Linked DNA regions of Mus musculus: region 2 is linked to region 1. A link is a contact called in ENCODE POLR2A ChIA-PET data. All regions are on one chromosome and are shown on one strand. Each heading gives the region's core, a stretch centred on a gene start or an enhancer-like site at or near the end of the contact. The rest is flanking DNA. Distances are from core to core; before and after follow the strand shown. Region 1 has its middle 5.1 kb from the start of Pou2f3. Region 2 holds the start of Arhgef12 (Rho guanine nucleotide exchange factor (GEF) 12).

The links. ChIA-PET counts read pairs that join two places held with the same protein, here RNA polymerase II (POLR2A).
Region 2: POLR2A ChIA-PET joins it to region 1 with 14 read pairs in embryonic stem cell. The contact joins the promoter of Arhgef12 here to the enhancer-like site in region 1. POLR2A ChIA-PET finds 5 or more read pairs at or near these places in 4 of 5 experiments (Patski and embryonic stem cell).

What each region holds. Positions count from the first base shown.
Region 1 is chr9:43,209,574-43,212,147 of GRCm38, forward strand. No RefSeq gene overlaps it. Among named protein-coding and RNA genes, the nearest start is that of Pou2f3, 5.1 kb to the left of the region's middle. Within about 2 kb of position 1,303, at least 1 of the 3 ENCODE cell types and tissues checked has a DNase peak (open chromatin) inside an H3K27ac peak, as active enhancers do.
Region 2 is chr9:43,104,425-43,106,998 of GRCm38, forward strand. It overlaps Arhgef12 (Rho guanine nucleotide exchange factor (GEF) 12), which reads right to left and starts at 1,294. Exons shown (of 41, transcript NM_001359232.1): 1 at 755-1,294. The coding sequence starts at 786.

The sequences.
Region 1 (2,574 bases), core at 53-2,552:
GAAGGTATATGATGGTTCATGTACAGTGTACTCATATACACAAAAATAAATAAATAAATCTTTTTAAAAAAAAGAAAGAAAAGTAAAGTCATTAGCCCCCACTTATAGATGGGGAAACCAAGGGAGATTAAGACAGTCAGGAGATGATGAAGTTAGGGTTTAAATCCAGTCTGGCACTGGCATCTCTCTCTCTCTCTCTCTCTCTCTCTCTCTCTCTCTCTCTCTCTGTGTGTGTGTGTGTGTGAGAGAGAGAGAGAGAGAGAGAGAGAGAGAGAGAGAGTGAGAGTGAGTGTATGTGTGTGTGTGAGTGAGAGAGAGAGAGAGAGACAGAGAGAGAGACAGAGAGAGAGAGGGATGAGTGAAGAGAAAAGATGCTGTCTGGAGCCAGAAGAGCTAGCTTGGTGAACACAGTTCCTTAGGTTTAATCCTCCTGCCTCAGTTAGCAAGAGAGAAACCAGACAAAAGAGTGAGATAGGAGGCAGCCTGGAGGTTTAAAGGGGGCAGAGAAAAAAAAAAGGGAGAAAGAAGGAAGGGCAGATTTCAATGCCTTCGGACATCAAAAGAGTTACATGCAAATAAATGTAAATAAAATGCAAATTGCCTCACCTCCCTCGCTCTACTCTCTTTGTAGAGCTGGAGGATTCATTCAGAGAGTAGCCCAAGTTGAATGACTCGGTTGTGAAGCCTTGATCACTCTGACCCCTCCCTGGGTCCTTGTGGTGTGACCTCTGACCCCTCCTCCCCTGCAGCTCTCCGAGCAGCCGAAGCTTCCCCCGAGCTCCATTTGTACTCGATCAGCTTCTCTTGCTTCAAGGCCGAAGTCTGGAGTCTAGCTTCGTCCAATGCCTGCGCTGGAAGTGTTCTGAGACTCCTGCGAGGGGGTGGGCTGGGGGTGGCCGTCTCCAGCCTGGTTTTCTCCCCAGAGGGAAAAGTGGCCTTCTTGGCAGCTGGCCTGCAGAGCACTCCCGCTTCCTGTCTTGTCAGCTGGATTGAGTTGTCAGGGCTGGGAGAAGGGTGGAGAGCAAAGCGTCCTGGAAGGCCACCAAGCAACAAGTCCCTTCTAGCTCTTTCCCTCTGCCAGATGGGCTGCAGGGCCCCGTGCATGGTGCTGTGGAATGGGGGATGGGGGCGGGGAGGGTGTCCTCTCTCTCTGTCTTAAGTTCATAAAAGCCATTGAGTCCAAGTTCAGCTCCCCCACCTCAAAGAGAAACAGAAGGAAGGAAGGAAGGTAGAGGCGAAGGAGGACTCCCGAGTCTGTTTTGAATAACACCTCTGACTAAATCGGATGGCATCACTGCCAAGAGGCATATTGCAGAAGACAGAGCAGGACAGCGCCAGGGTGACAGAGCCAGAGGTGTCTTGGGAACCAGGATAAAAGCAGCTGCATCTGGGGAGTGGAAAGGAAAGGACACGGGACACACAGTGCTGTGCTCTGTGCTGATGTCCCCAATGCTGACTGTCCTATGCCACTCTCTGAGCCTGCTCCCCAACTTCCTGCTGCATCCAGCCCTCACCGTCATCACTGAAACTCATAGCTCATTTTGTCTTCGATGGCTTAGAATAGTCGATTTAAAAAAAGTCCTTAATTTAAAAATAGCAACGCAAGATTTTTTGTTTTCTTCCCAAATCAGCTTTTTGACCTTGTGCCCTGCTCCAGGTCAGCCAGTCCTTTCTTGGCTCTTGAAGACCAAGACCACTTATACTCTCAGGGCAAGCCTAGGCTTAGCGTGCCCTCTTGTGGAAGTTTTGAGTGTAACCTTTGCCTATAAAATCCCAGAACCCTTCTGTGGACAGGGCAACCACAGGTCAGGACCTGAGTTCCAGACAAACCGAGATATTGATGCAGTGTGGTCTTCAAGTCTTTGATTCCCATTAAGTACTGGACCTCTCTGTGGATCTCAGGTTTATCAAAACAGTGAAGAAGCTCTGGGCTTTGGGAGGTGTCTCTTCCCACTGCCTTCAAAGGTGCTGCAATTACCCTGAACTCAGTGGAATTAGAGGCCATAGCCATATCAAGTAGCCACCACAGCTACCTGCTGGCTTAGGAACTAGAGATGTCACAGGTATCGTCCTTCTCCTCTGCAAGCTCTCAGTGTCTGAAAGCTTATAGATCATGAACAGATGAGTCCTTCTTCTTATGGTGGAGATCCTAACAGGGAAGTTGTAGGTTTGTCATGAGGCTCCAGTGGGGAGGGGGTGTACCCTGCTGGAATCTGGTGGTAGACCTCGAGAAGAACTGGCTGAGGAATAGACAGCCATGAAAGGTAGGGAGCCATGAGCCACACACAGTGGGGCAGGAGACAAAGTTTCGAGGGAGCAGGGTGACAGCAGCAGCCCTGCTGGGGGACAGTCAATCAGCCTCGCCTGGACAGAGGAGATACTTAGATGGCTTCTCTGATGGCCCAGATGACTACAGCTCAGACCAATGGGAGCATTTCTGGGGCGGAGAGAGTTCTGGTAAAAAGTCTGGTAAGTAACTCCAGAACTTGAGAATTGCTTTGGAGTTGAAGCTAAGCTGGTGCGATGGTTTGTATATGCTTGGCCCAGGAAATAGCACTATTAGGAGGTGTGGCT
Region 2 (2,574 bases), core at 44-2,543, 110 kb before region 1:
TACATACTCTACACACCACACCGTGTCACCCGATTAACAAACAAGATCCACCTGCCATGCCTAAACCAGAGCTAGAGTTTACATCTTTAAATGCTAGGGCTTCTGAAAGATGAAATGTTAAAAAAAAAAAAAAAAAAAAAAAGAATAATTAGAAGCAGGCCCCATGATTTTTCCCTCATTTCCTTTAGCTCCTGGAAACTGTCCCCAGCAAGAACCCGTGATTTACTGGTAATGTCAACATTCTGGAAAATTAGGTAATTAATAATTAAACACTGTGCAGGTCAACACGTAAAAAGATCAGAGTCACAAATCACAATGCAGCAGGATGAAAATTAAGTTCACAGACAGAAACTCCTAAAATTGTGAGTCTAGAACTACCACAGGACAGGAATCCACCCGATGATGCACCAGTACCCACCGACCTCAAGCTCTGACCTTCACCCAAAATGACCTCCCTCTGGTTCCAAAACGAGTACACAATCTTAATGCACCCGACAGAAAACCACAATCATGGTTTTCCTTCATTTCCTCTGAGAATATGGGGGAAAGTTTCTCTCCCAAAAAAACCTGCATTTCCAAATTCAATCAACCGGTTAACTTGGCAGCAACCCTAGACTAATTGCACAGCTCCGAAACAACCCTCTTTCCTATGCCTGTCAATTGCACTAGCTGAAGGCAAATCTGCATCACCGACTCCCCTGCTGCGTGGGACCGAATCCAGGGAAGGTTAGCGACCGAGGAACTTCATACCCACCTGTCCGTGATAGTAGACTGTGTGCCACTCATTGGGGCCCTTGGCGAGAGGTCTTCTTTTTATCCAACTTGCATTTTACAGTAACACCTCCACACCCCACCCCCAGTGCTCTGGGATCAGGCCCAATTTCGGCAGGGACACAAAAGTCCAACTCAAAACTCCATTCAGTCATCTAGAACATCCGATTGCAAGGGGTCAAGGAAAGGGGATGCGGGCTGAGGCAAAACAAGTTATCTCCCCAAACAAACCGAGCAAGTCGGCCACAAGGCGAGCTCAAGAACTAAGAACGATCCTCAGCAAGGCACGGAGAGAAAACTTCGTCACAGAGGGAAGTCGCGAGCCGTAGGACGGGAACCGGGATCCCTCCGGAGCTGGGGCAGGATCGGCTCAGGGACGGGCGTCGGCTTCGGTCCCGAGTCGGCGGGGCCCGGCCCTCGGGTCCCCGCTCTATCTGGGGCTGCGGGCCACTCGTGGCCGCAGCCTCCGCCGCGTCTCACACCGTCCCGCGCCGGACTCGCGCCGCCCCATGTCCCCGGGCCGAGGGCCCTGAGCTGCTCCGCGCCGCCCCCACCCGGCTCCGGCCGCCGCGCTGACAGGGACCCTGTCTCAGCGCCCGGGGCAGCTCCCCATCCCTCGGAGGCCCCCGCGCTTCTTCCGCAGTGGCACGGCGGCTCCTCCCCGACGCTCTGGTAGGCGGCGGCTCCCGCGAGGAGCGGGAGGTCTCGGCCCGGCCCGGAAGCCCGGCCCCCGAGCAGCGGCGGCGGCGGTGGCGGTGGAGGCTCGGTGCGCAGGGCCGTTCGCCCGGTCTCAGGGGCACTCGCGGGAGCGCGCCCAGGGTGGAGGGGGCCGCCGGCGGTGACGAGCCTTGCGACCGCTGCGGGCGGGCGCGCGCGCGGGTTCCGGTTCCGGTTCTGTCCCCTCGGCCCGGCGCGACTGGAGCGCGCCGAGCCGTCCCCTCCCCCGCCGACTTTTTTGGGCCCTTCTCCCTGGGACTTCGGGAAGCCGCTTCACCCGGGATCCCTCCGCTTCCCGGACTCTCCAAACTTGAGCAGATACTTCCGCTCAGTGCTGTCGCGGGGGATAGAGGGAAGCGAAAAAGTAGTTCTGTGTGGCGAAGCGGGCACTGCTGCCTTCTTGCCCCTCGAATGCTCTCGAGGTGCAGCCCACAGTGTACAATCCACCCGGGACAGCAGAGGAGCCATTCCACAGTCTCGAGGAGTTCACGTTTAGAGGTTCTTCGGAACTCCCGGGCTGGAAACTTTTATTCTTTAAGAGAATGTATTCGTTCCCGGTGTCAAATGCTTTTGATGACTGCGTGCGAGCCCAGGTCCACGGGCCCCCGACAGTGTTAGGCAAACCTGCGCGCGCGCGCACACACACACACACACACACACACACACACACAGGTTTTGGGGTGAGCCAATCACCTGGGGCACCTGCTGGCCTAGTCCCACAGCACGGAGGGGAAAGGGGTGGGGGGATGGCCAGAAGAGGCTGTGGAGAAAGGATCTGGGCCCACACTTAAGCCAGGAGTTCCTGATATAAATATTGCTTTTAGGCTGTTTTGCCTTGGCAAAATGAACTGTATTGTTTGCCAAATTGAGAACGCATGGTGCTTTCCACAGCAAGTTAATAAGCGTGTTGTGAAAAGAGATGGAAGAAGTAATACATCTGTCCGGTAAACAGCACAGCACGAGGGATCCCTTTGAAGAGTTCCCAAATGTTTTCTGGTTTCTCTTTCGATGGGGTAGAGACATTCAGCTAACCATGTAGTTTTCTGATTGAATAAATCTGTCCCTGAGGAAATGAGGGACCACGAC